Regions from separate parts of the Mus musculus genome. Here all the other regions are linked to region 3. The links are chromatin loops, found by intact Hi-C in ENCODE. Cell type or tissue: heart. All regions are shown on one strand. Links, peaks and the distances in the headings refer to the core of each region. The heading gives the core; the rest is flanking DNA.

Region 1 (3,965 bases), core at 891-3,390, 74 kb before region 3:
CCTCTGCACAGGCTCGGTGGGGGTGCTCAATGCTCTCTGCAGCTTGGCACCCCCTGCAGTGATCACACAGGCATCCACATTGCCCCCAGAGCCCAGGTCACTCAGGATCCCTGCTGTGATGGCTTCCACCAACAGCTCTTGCGCAGCCTCCAGCTGGGTAGTGGAAATGAGGTTAAATGGACCTAGTGTTACCACACTCTAACCAGGGGACTTGTTAATCTTGAAGTCTAGACAATTTGCTCTTTATGTAAGCTCAACCTCCTTTCTCTCCATCCATTGAAAATTCCAGTCCCTTGGCTTCTGACCCCCTCTCCTCCAAAACTGTGTGCCCTCCACTCACTGTCCTCTGTACAAACTTCTCAGTGTTGCTTACATGTACCCCCCCCCAAGTTGTCTTCCCACCCAGTCTGTCACGTGTTTCTCTCTGGGCCTTAGTTATCTCTGAAGCACATAGTCACTTACTTCTATCCCACTCCCAAGTCCAATCTCAAACATCATTTACCTCTTCCTTCAGTAATGATCCGTTGTGAGCTTCTGCTTCTCTCTGTGGTCTAAGCTTGGTTCCTGACTGGCCCTCCCATCTTCAACTTTACTCAGTCCCTACTCAGTTGTCCCCTTCACACCTACAAGCCTTTCTTATTTCTATACTTGGCTAGGGTTTTTCAGCACTCCCCGCCAGTGAGCATGAAGAAGTCGCTCACCGTCATGTTTGGCTGGAACCGGTCTTCCAACAGTGCCACGGCTGCACCCTGACCAGAGCCTGCAGGTGGGAAGGGGCATCCGAAGTCAGTTGTTAGCTGCGGAGGTACAAACCTTGAAGGTGGGGTTGCAGGAGCAGGATTCGTGTGATTTAAAGGGTGGAAGAGCTCACCAAGGGCAGTAAAGGGCAGACGGCTGTAGGAACCATGTGGGTGCACCTCGTAGAGCTGAGGTCCGTTCAAATCAACCCCGCCCACGACCAGTGATGCCCCCACGTGGCCTTGGTACCTGTGGAGGAGCAGGCAGGGTTAATGTTAGCAGACAGGCCCCGCCCATTACACTGCCTTTTGGTCTGAGTCCCACCCCTTCCTTTGGCCTGGCGTCCTGCAATTGACGCTGCCTCTTCCGGAACTCAGCTTGGTCTGTCTTCTTCCGGTCTCCCTGCAGGTCGCAGCCCCGCTCCCCCCCACTCCACGTCCCGCCTCCTGTCAACTCCACCCACCTGCAGATACCCCGTTTAGGGGTCATCTTAGCCCCACTTGCTCACCGGAAAAGCGTCTGGCGCAGGATACGGGTGACCGTGGCCACCCGAGGCTCACGGCCGGTGGACAGCGCATGTAGTTCCATCTTGGAAGCTGCCATCCGCGTAGTCATCTCAGTGTCCGCAGCTACTCCAGCCCCACAGCAGCTAAGGGACAAAGGGATGGTGGATGTGGACAGGGACGTGCAGGGACAAAGTAGGGAGTGAGCGACAGTGCAGCTTATGTTTGAATATGGGGACTGGTCCGGGGCATACTGACTAGATTTTAGGGGCGATGAAGTGGATCTTCTCGCAGCTTTTGTCCGCCACAACCGAATCGTTAGTGGCCCGCGTGTCCGCTCCCAGGATGACTCCATCCTGCAGAGGCAGAGCCCAGCCTTAATGCCCACCTGATCTCCGCAGTGGCTGCCCTTCTAGCCCTCCAGCCCTTATCACCCCGCTTACTCGGAACACAAGCCCCGCGATGGTAGTCCCGGTCTTGCGTGCATGAGGAACCCGAAGTCCCGGAAGGACGTGTTCCAAGGACGCATTCCTGGAAACATTGGGGTGACTCGCGTTTCAGTTCTGCATCAAGGGAGGGTCCCTGAACCGGTCCCCAAACCCATTTCTACTCATCTCCTGGCTTAAGCCCCTACTTGGTCACCCAACATAGGGTTCCCCCACTCCACCAATAAAACAAGGCACCAGCAGTTCGTGACTAGAACTCCACTCCCCTTTCACCTCTGGCAGTTCTCGAAAGAGAAGCCTCCTGTGGGTTCCACTGCCTGCTTCAGCATCTCGCAGGAAGGCCAAGTGAGAATGCGGGGGTCTCGATGAGTGGATCAGCCAGGGGGAGCAGAGGCGTCTGTCCTGGCTTCTGTGGGGTTTTTCCGGACGCTTCCTACTTTCGCTTTCACCCCCACCCTAGTTCAGAGGCTGTTGGCTGCTGTGTGCATCTTCTCTTTCACTTTCGTCTTTGCTGCTAGTCCCAGATAACTTGAGGAAGGGGCTATTACACTCCTTGCCAGACCTATGGTGCGCCTTAGATCCTCCATTCCCATCTCTGCTGACACCCCCTGAGCACTGCAGGCACATACATGTATTCAGGTAAAACACTCACACACATAACCCCTTAAAAGTAAGTAGAAATGAAGCCCTTGCAGGCTTAGTTATGTGTGTGAGTGAATGTGGTATGTGCATGCCACATGCCCACCAAGGTCAGAAGAGGGCATCAGATTCCCTGGAACTGAAGTTACAGATGATCATGAGCCACCATGTGGGCGTGCCACCACGTGGGCGTTGGGAACCAAACTCAGGTCCTCTCCAAGTGCAAAAAAATGCTCTTAACTTCTGAGTGCTTGCTCTCTCTCTCTCTCTAATGTCTCACATTAAATCTTCTTTAGATGAACTGTCTTTTCTTCAGATCCTAAACTTTTTTTTTGGGGGGGGGGGGCGCTTGAAAAACTGTTTTTCAGTGTAGTTGAGTGTAGCCCTGTCTGCCCTGGAATAAGCTCTGTAGACAAGGTTGGCCTGGATGAGAAGATTAAAGGCATGTGTACCACCACGTGGCCCTAATTTTTTAATTTTTTTATGGCTTATTTTATGTGCGTTGGTGTTTTGCCTGCATGTCTGTGTGAGGTGTCAGCTCCCCTAAAACTGGAGTTACAGACACTTGTGAGCAGCCATGTGGGTGCTGGGTATTGAACCAGGGTCCTCTGGAAAAACAGCTTCTTTCAACAGACGCTGAGCCATCTCTCTAGCCCCATTTATTTGTTTGTTTTTTCGAGACAGGTTTTCTCTGTATAGCTCCGGCTGTCATGGAATCCAAGTTCTTACATTAACAATCCCCAGCCCCAATATCTTAAATTCTATTTATTTGTTTGTGTTTTGGGGACAGAATCTCTGTGGTCTTGGCTGTCCTGGAACTGTGTGTATCAGAGTGGCCTACAGAGATCTGCCTGCCTCTGCCTCCCAAGTGTTGAGTTGAAGGCGTGCACCACCATGCTTTATTATAAATTTCTGTATCCAACCAGAACTCAAAAGTCGACTTCAAATCCTATTTCTCTGTGTCCCCATTCTAACAGCCATATACCCAGATCTGAATATTGTCCTGGGCCCCTAAGAAGGAAGCCACAGAGCAAGCTTCCTGAGCAGCTCAACTAGGACAATGAAAATCTATTTACATATCTCAAAGTCAGTCCAGTCTGGGGCCTTAGCAAAGCCCACTGAACCCCGTGTTCCCCTAAGCCCAGATCAAGCATGCATCAGCCAGGTGATGCAGGTTATCTAAGGAACCTAGTAGTGCCTTCCCCTTAACCCATAACAAACACCCTGCACTTATTTATAACAGCTAGGTCTTTATTCAGGGGGTGGGGGACTTGGGCTGGCAGCTGGCGACTTAGGAGTGCGGTAGGCACCCAGTAGGATGGCATTGATATGCTCCAGTGTCTTATTGCTGAAGACCATGTTGAGGTGATCTGTCTCGTTCATGGGCAGCAAATGTACGGGCTGCGACTGGCGGCCCTGCCACTGGCCACAGAGCTCAGTGCTGCGGGTGGCTACGGTGTCGTCCCCATCTTCATAGAGTGCAGCCACGGGGTCTTTGTAGGGGAAGTTGTGGTCATAGATGTAGGTGTGGGGTGTGGGTCTGCCCACACCGTAGAGACAATATACTTCTACACCAGGTGCGGGGAGGCGCTCCAGTAGGTCACGAGACTGAAGAAACATGTGCCAGCCTTCTTCAAAA
Region 2 (3,965 bases), core at 891-3,390, 160 kb before region 3:
GTCTCTTCAGACACCAGACATACATGTAGGGTCAACCTCTCTGGACAGCCCTCTTGCCTTTACCATAGGAATACTCCGATGGCAGATGTAGGCCACTATGGTAGATTTTGATAATTTCATGTGCGCGCACGTGCGTATATACTTTTTGTTTTTGAAACAGCGTGGTGTGTAGCCCAAGCTGACCTCAAAATCCCTAGGTAGTCCAAGATGACCTTGAACTTCTAAGCCTCCTGCTTCCACTTCTGTTTGATTGCGTTACAGGTGTTTTCTTCCTTCCTTCCGTTCTTTTTGTTTGTTAGTATAGAACAGGATTTATTCAGGGCATGGGAAGGGGAGATGAGGGAGTAGACATAGAGGCAGAGAGAATAGAGGAGTAGAGGTCGCCCATGGGCACCTGGAGAGAGGGAGGAGGGCAATGGGGGGGGGAGTAGAAGCAAGAGCAGGTGAGCGAGAATACAGGTGTTTTCTATTGCACCCCGTTTAAATTTTTATTTTCTTTAGAAGTCTTGGGTTTTGTTGTTGTTTTGTTTGGGTTTTGTTTTGGTTTGGGTTTTTTGTTGCTTTTTTTTTTTCGTTGTTGTTGTTGTTTTTGGTTTGGTTTTTTGAGACAGGTTTTGGGTTTTTTTTTTGTTTTTGTTTTGTTTTTTGTTTTTTTTGAGACAGGGTTTCTCTGTATTGCCCTGGCTGTCCTGGAACTCACTCTGTAGACCAGGCTGGCCTCGAACTCAGAAATCTGCCTACCTCTGCTTCCCAAGTGCTGGGATTAAAGGCGTGTGCCCCACCGCCCGACTGTTGTTTTGTTTTGAGACAGGTTGTATGTAGTTCAGACTTGCCTCAGACTTTCCACGCAGCAGATGATGACCTTGAACTTGTGATTCATGCCTGTGGTTGCTGGGATTTGAACTCAGAACCTTCCAGAGAGCAGTCAGTGTTCTTAAACCCTGAGCCATTTCTCCAGCCCCCTTGAGCGACCCATGGCTTGTCAGATTTTCTTTGGCAGTCACAAGGGAAACAGATGTAGAGGACCCAAGATTAGAAGCAGAGACATGCAATATGATTCTTGCTTTTCACTAGAGATGCCAAGTCCAGAGGATAGGTAAGACAGTGCTGGGGAGAAATTGCGCACTTTGTTTGCTTTTGGTGCTGAAGACCAGGCACAGTCCCTACTTTCAACTTACTAGATATTATTTGAATGTCCATGAGTATGTTAAAGGCTATTTATGTACTGAAGGTAGAGTCAAATTGAGTATCTTCTTTAATGCTTTGTGGGTTTGAATCAATGTGATTCTTCCTCACAAGTTAAAAAGCCAGGCATGAGCAGGGCAGTGGTGGCACAGGCCTTTAATCCCAGCACTTAGGAGGCAGAGGCAGGCTGATTTCTGAGTTCGAGGCCAGCTTGGTCTATAGAGGGAGTTTCAGGACAGCAAGGACTACACAGAGAAAACCTGTCTTGAAAAACCAAAAATAAATAAATAAAAAAAATACCAAGCATTGTGTCCCATGCCTATAATGGCAGTGCTAGAGGTGCATCCCTGCAGCTAACTGGCCAGCCAGCCTAAAATGAAAAGGCCAGCCGGCGTGGTGGCATACGCCTTTAATCCCAGCACTTGGGAGGCAGAGGCAGGTGGATTTCTGAGTTCGAGGCCAGCCTGGTCTACAGAGTGAGTTCCAGGACAGCCAGGGCTACACAGAGAAATCCTGTCTCAAAAAAAAAAAAAAAAAAAGAAAAAAGAAAAGGCCAAGGGCCTTGAGGAATGAATGATACCCAGAAATTGACACTCACTGGCACACATATGAACATGCATAAATGCAAACATTACTCCCCCACTCTCACACATGATATATGTATAAACATATCTCCCATTACTTTGAATGTTTTTAAAATTAATAAATGTGAAAAATATTATACGATATTTATATATTGGTTTGTTTGGTTGGTTTTTGTTTTTTGTTTTTTTTTCGAGACAGGGTTTCTCTGTGTAGCCCTGGCTGTCCTGGAACTCACTCTTTAGACCAGGCTGGCCGCGAACTCAGAAATCTGCCTCCGCCTCTGCCTCCTAAGTGCTGGGATTAATGGCGTGTGCCACCAATTGCCTTGAATGTGTTTTCCCTTCACTGTCTGGCACATTGTAAGCAGCTAGTAGGGACATGGTTTAGGTCAGTGAGTCCATCCATGTAAGAGGTAGCTGAGAGTCGGGAGAGTGCTCCCAATATAAGAAATTGACTCCAGAAGTTCTTCTGGGAGGACTCGGGTTTCCTCTAGGCTAAAGAATGCAGTCCACTCCAAGGTACTGGGGGTCGGGGGTGGGGTGGGGTGGGGTGTTTTTTATAGCAAGCTGCAGAACCTCATTCAAATCCTGGTCTGCAGGAACTCCACCTCTCCTTTAGGAGGCGCTGCAGCCCGCGGCCGCACCAAAACGTTCTTCTGAGGCATCATGGAACTTGTAGTCTTTGTGTTCTTATACCCAGAGCGCTTGCGCTCACCAGGCACGCGCCCGGTACCATCAGGATTCCGGATCCTTGTGAAGGGTAGCCCATGCCATAACGTTCCATTCGAATACATTTTTACCTTTCGCTTAGGACGAGCTTCATCTGGAAAATAATCGACTCTGAACAGGATATCGCGGTGTCCAGGAAAGCCGCCGGAATAAGCCCGCCCCATCCCGGAAGTGAGAGGCTTCTGGCGCAGTGCATTGTGGGGGGCGTAGTCCTCCTTTCCAGGCGGTCCTTCGCGGCGTCCCCCGGGCCGACTCCGAAGCGCAGGCGGACGGCCGGGTGGGTAGCGCGGCGCGGGCGGTCCGCAACCATATTCTGGGCACGGGGCCTCGGCCCGGGACGACTGCGCCGGGCGGCAATAGTGAGAGGCCTCTGAGAGCCTCGCGCGGCGCCGCCCGTCGAGGAGCTGAGACAGGGGCCAGACCCGGCCGTCGAAGAGCTCGAGAGGCCGGTGGGCCGGGCCGCGCGTCGCAGCCATGCCTGGCTTTACGTGCTGCGTTCCGGGCTGCTACAACAATTCACACCGGGACAAGGCGCTGCACTTCTACACGTTTCCCAAGGACGCTGAGTTGCGGCGCCTCTGGCTCAAGAACGTGTCCCGTGCTGGCGTCAGTGGGTGCTTCTCCACCTTCCAACCCACCACCGGCCACCGTCTCTGCAGCGTCCACTTTCAGGGCGGCCGCAAGACCTACACGGTGCGCGTTCCCACCATTTTCCCGCTGCGTGGCGTCAATGAGCGCAAAGTAGCTCGGAGACCTGCGGGAGCTGCGGCAGCCCGCCGTAGGCAGCAGCAGCAGCAACAACAACAGCAGCAGCAGCAACAGCAGCAGCTGCAACAGCAGCAGCCGTCTCCGTCCTCCTCCACTGCCCAGACCACCCAGTTGCAGCCGAACCTGGTGTCTGCCTCTGCAGCTGTGCTTCTTACGCTTCAGGCCGCCGTAGACAGCAACCAGGCTCCGGGATCCGTGGTTCCCGTGTCCACGACTCCCTCGGGAGATGATGTGAAGCCCATCGACCTCACAGTGCAAGTCGAGTTTGCAGCTGCTGAAGGGGCAGCCGCCGCTGCCGCCGCCTCAGAGCTAGAGGCTGCTACGGCTGGGCTGGAGGCCGCTGAGTGCACTCTGGGCCCTCAGCTGGTGGTGGTAGGGGAAGAGGGCTTCCCTGACACTGGCTCTGACCACTCGTACTCCTTGTCCTCGGGTACCACGGAGGAGGAGCTCCTGCGCAAGCTGAACGAGCAGCGGGACATCTTGGCCCTGATGGAAGTGAAGATGAAGGAGATGAAGGGTAGCATCCGCCATCTGCGTCTCACCGAGGCCAAGCTCCGTGAAGAACTTCGAGAGAAGGATCGTCTGCTTGCCATGGCTGTCATCCGTAAGAAGCACGGCATGTGAATGGTTCCCCCCAGAAACCTGCAGAATTCGTGACTCCTTCCAGCCCAAGGAATCCTCAGGCAAATGTTGTACTCC
Region 3 (3,965 bases), core at 553-3,052:
CCAGTTCAATTTTCTGAACCAGGCTCACATCCCAGGGGTGGGTCACAAAACTGATAACGGACCCTGGCACTTCGCTGCCCACACGACCCACCCTTCCTGCTCTGTGGATGTAATCCTGCAGGGTAGGGGGGAAATCGTAATTGATAACCACTTCCACGTGGACACTGTCTAGGCCTCGGGAGGCGATGTCTGTGCAGACAAGTATGTTCTGGGAGCCCTTCTGGAAACTCTGGAAGATACCTGCCCTCATTGAGGCCGGCATTTGCCCTTGCAGCCTTAGATGTTGAATCTTGTGGTCATCCAGAATGTACCCAAGCCAGTTCACGGTGCTGGCGCTGTTGCAGAATACCAGGACAGTTCCCGAGGGTTCCGTCTTACTTGCTTTGTCCTGCTGTTTGAGGATCTGAACCAGTTCTGTCACCTTGTCTGCTCCCTTCAGTCTCATAAATGTCTGTCTGACATGAGGCATGAGACAGTGCAGCTTGGAGCTGGTAATGGTGGTCAGACTGTCTGGACTGGTGACTTTACTCAGTAACTGGTTTAGGCCTTCTGGAAACGTGGCTCCCACCAGCACTAACTGGGCTTTGGGATTAAAGGGGTCTTCTAACTCGGCTGGACTTTCTGCTATAGGGCTCTTTTCCAAGATGTAGTCCACCAGTTCCAGGAAGCTTTCATCTAGCAGTGTGTCTACTTCATCTAGCACTATGAAGTTAAGATGCTGTAAGCTGATCAGTTGACTTTTCAGAGCCTTCCACAGCGCCCCTGGAGTAGCCACTAACACATCGGCTGCCGGTCGTCTATACAGCTGAAGTTTGAGCCTACTCATCCCGAGGCCTCCGCCAAGTTCTATCACCTGCAGGCCCAAGTACCCACCCAGTGACTGGGCCACTGCCTGCACCTGTTCGGCTAGTTCTCGGGAAGGTACCAGAACCAAGCCTCGAGGAGCCGTGAAACTGCGGGAGTCCAGGTCTGACCCTCTCAGGAGCCGCTGAAATAGGGGCAGTAGGTAGCTAAGCGTCTTGCCACTGCCAGTTTCCGCAGCGCAAAGGAGGTGGCGGCCTCGAAGCAGTGGGGGGATGGTTTTCGACTGCACTGAGGTTGGCTGCACAACTTCGGGGACAGCCTCCTGAAGCGCCAGCAGCACTCGGGGTTCCAGACCCAGGTCCACGAAGCTGCCCCGGGACGAGAGGTTCCTCAGGGCGGGCGCCTCTTGCTGCACTCGCTCTATGGAGAAATGGTCTTGCCGCGATCGCCGATGCTTCCAGCCACGGGAAGCCAGTGGCGCTCGCTCCCAACGGCCCAGCGTGAGGCGTGCGGGCTGGTTCAACTCCGGCCGCCGCGCCGAGACCAGCAGGGGACCGGGGCGCACTAGCACTGGCCGCTGCAAACTCCCACGGCCGCTCTGTCGCTGTTCCTGCCGTCGCTGCAGAGCCCGCGGAACGCGCACCACTGGCAAGGACTGGTCGGAACCGCGCACCACTAGGTTCCGTCGAGGCTCCAGAAGCAACCGTACTGCTAACGCCAGCAGCCGCGATGGCCCGGCTAAAGCCATATTTCCCTTGATGCAGAAGAGGCGCGCGCTAATGACGTCAAGCACGCCACCGTAGTCTGGAGTACGGTGGCTGGCGCGGATCAGGGTGGCGTGTGGCGCTGCAGCACCGGCTGGAAGGAGGGAGGAGGATCCTTAAGAGTTCAGTGGCTGCGAGGTCTGTAGGTTTCCACCCGGCATGGCGATGTCCAGATTGGAGTCATCTTTGGGGAAGGGTACTCGGTGGAGGCAGGAATGGGAGTCCGCAGTAGGAGGGGGCCATGGGTCCCTGGCTCAAGGAATCGAGTGAGGATGGCCTCTGTCATTTGAGTGCTTAATTTCTGATAGTCTTAACTTGTGGTCTTCATTGCCTCGCTCAGTCATCCCATAGAACTCCAAAGGTACAAAGTTCGACGATGTTTTCGTAGATATGCAATCCACTCAAAGCCTGGGTGATGCAAGTTTGCTGAGACTGAATGAATGGTAGGCCAGGGGACTGAGACAGAAGTTGGGAGTCTGGGTTTAAGCTCAACCCAGTTCTTTAGTTTAGAACCCAGAGTGCATGCTGGTGGCCTTCAGCTTATTTCGTCTTTGAAGTTAGAGAGATGGTCTCCGTTCTTTCAGGTGTAGTTTCTCAGGTTTTTTTTTTTTACACTTTGACCCTACCTCTCCAGGCAAGTTTCACCCTCCTTTCCTTGTCGTCGCCCCCCCCCCCCCCCCATGCATCTCAGCCTGGACCCATCACTCTAGCGGTCTGCTCATAGCCACTGGCTTCTCAGGCAGATTCCGAATTGCCTGACTAGAAGTAGAAAGAAGGGTCCCGTTACCCTCCTGGAGTGATGAAACTTATCTCACATAGCACCGGTCAAGCAGACTACTTGACATGAATTTAGTGGTTCAGGTTATTAAACGTTTAATTTTTTTTTTTTACTTCATACTTTTTGAACATATCTGAAAAAATGGGCATCAAGTGTCTGGAGTGGGAGATAAGGTCAATGTTTGTGGATTGATTACCTGGGAGGTTCCTAACGTCTGGAGAAAGTGTTTTAATTTCATTCATGGGCTGGTGAGTTGGCTCAGTGGGTAAGAGCACCCGACCGCTCTTCCGAAGGTCCGGAGTTCAAATCCCAGCAACCACATGGTGGCTCACAACCATCTGTAACAAGATCTGACTCCCTCTTCTGGAGTGTCTGAAGACAGCTACAGTGTACTTACATATAATAAATAAATAAATCTAAAAAAAAAAAAAGTTTAATTTCATTCATTAGAGCTGGCCCTCCATATTTATAGGTGGACCTCTGTGGAATTTTCCACTGTAGAGTGAGAATATTCATGAAAAAAAATGTGTCTGTACTAAATATGTATAGACATTTTTCTTTAATGTTACTCCCTAACAATACAGTATAACAAGTATATACATCATGTTTATATTGCATTAGTCATAAGCAGTTTGCAGATGATTTAAATCATGTGGGAGAGCGTTGGGGCATAGCTTTGTGATAAAGTGCTTGCCTATTAGCGTTTGTGAAGTCCTGAATTCAATTCCCCCCTAAAATCAAAAGTACCTAGGAATTTTATGTAGGAGCTTGAGTATCCTCAGATTTTGGTATCTTTGAGGTTCCTAGAACTCCTAATAACTACCTATTGATGACTTTACCATTACATAGATTAAAATTTAGTTGAGTGTGGTGGCAAATGCTGTGAATTCCAGCACTTAAAATTCAGAGGCGCCGGGCGTGGTGGCGCACGCCTTTAATCCCAGCACTTGGGAGGCAGAGGCAGGTGGATTTCTGAGTTTGTGGCCAGCCTGGTCTACAAAGTGAGCTCCAGGACAGCCAGGGCTACACAGAGAAACCCTGTCTCAACCGCCCCCCCCCTCCAAAAAAAAAAAAAAAAAGTCAGAGGCAGGTAGATCTCTGAGTTGGAGGCCGGCCTGGTCTGTATAGCATGTTCCAGTCAACCTGTACTGTAATAGCAAGACCCACCTTAAAAAAAAAACAAACATAGGACATAGGTTATTTAATTTTATTTTTCTTCTTTATTGTAGTGAGGATGCAGGCCAGGGCCTGTGCATTGGTAATAGTCAAGTGCCTTACTAGTAAGCTACAGTCCTGATGCTTGATTGTTGCCCCCGACCCTGTGCTTTCTTTCTTCATGGACCCCTGGCTAGCTTAGAGCTCACCATGCCCAGCCCCAGGCCCAGCCCCAGCCCCAACCCCTGACTTTTTATTTATTTATTTATTTATTTATTTATATGTAAATACACTGTAGCTGACTTCAGACACTCCAGAAAAGGGCGTCAGATCTCATTACAGATGGTTGTGAGCCACCATATGGTTGCTGGGATTTGAACCCATGACCTTTGGAAGAGCAGTCAGTGCTCTTACCTGCTGAGTCATCTCACCAGCCCAACCCCTGACTTTCTTTTTGTTTCCAC

Evidence for each region. A loop is a pair of places that touch in the nucleus more often than their neighbours do. Peaks named below come from ENCODE experiments on the same cell type or tissue, not always from the same donor. Only the 100,000 strongest peaks of a DNase experiment are listed, where the experiment ranks them.
Region 1: it touches region 3 in a loop (2.2-fold over the local background); 4 of 42 quality-filtered maps call a loop at or near these places.
Region 2: it touches region 3 in a loop (2.6-fold over the local background); 3 of 42 quality-filtered maps call a loop at or near these places.

Annotation. Positions count from the first base shown.
Region 1 is chr8:105,935,995-105,939,959 of GRCm38, forward strand. It overlaps Psmb10 (proteasome (prosome, macropain) subunit, beta type 10), which reads right to left and starts at 2,398. Exons shown (of 8, transcript NM_013640.3): 1 at 1,961-2,398; 2 at 1,685-1,772; 3 at 1,500-1,597; 4 at 1,247-1,387; 5 at 872-987; 6 at 702-760; 7 at 2-153. The coding sequence starts at 2,016. It overlaps Lcat (lecithin cholesterol acyltransferase), which reads right to left. Exons shown (of 6, transcript NM_008490.2): 6 at 3,557-3,965. The coding sequence ends at 3,578. In heart, for the core only: CTCF peaks have their summits at 1,011 (motif pointing left) and 2,049; DNase peaks (open chromatin) are centred at 1,147, 1,667 and 2,107; H3K4me3 peaks cover 1,817 bases; H3K27ac peaks cover 2,072 bases.
Region 2 is chr8:105,852,389-105,856,353 of GRCm38, forward strand. Thap11 (THAP domain containing 11) reads left to right here and starts at 2,715. Exons shown (of 1, transcript NM_021513.2): 1 at 2,715-3,965. The coding sequence starts at 2,973. The coding sequence ends at 3,890. It also overlaps a transcript of Cenpt not described here. In heart, for the core only: a CTCF peak has its summit at 2,400; a DNase peak (open chromatin) is centred at 2,693; H3K4me3 peaks cover 1,422 bases; H3K27ac peaks cover 1,465 bases.
Region 3 is chr8:106,009,873-106,013,837 of GRCm38, forward strand. Ddx28 (DEAD box helicase 28) reads right to left here and starts at 1,614. Exons shown (of 1, transcript NM_028038.3): 1 at 1-1,614. The coding sequence starts at 1,552. Dus2 (dihydrouridine synthase 2) reads left to right here and starts at 1,606. Exons shown (of 16, transcript NM_025518.4): 1 at 1,606-1,706. In heart, for the core only: no CTCF peak of the experiment used is centred there; a DNase peak (open chromatin) is centred at 1,609; H3K4me3 peaks cover 1,912 bases; H3K27ac peaks cover 1,382 bases.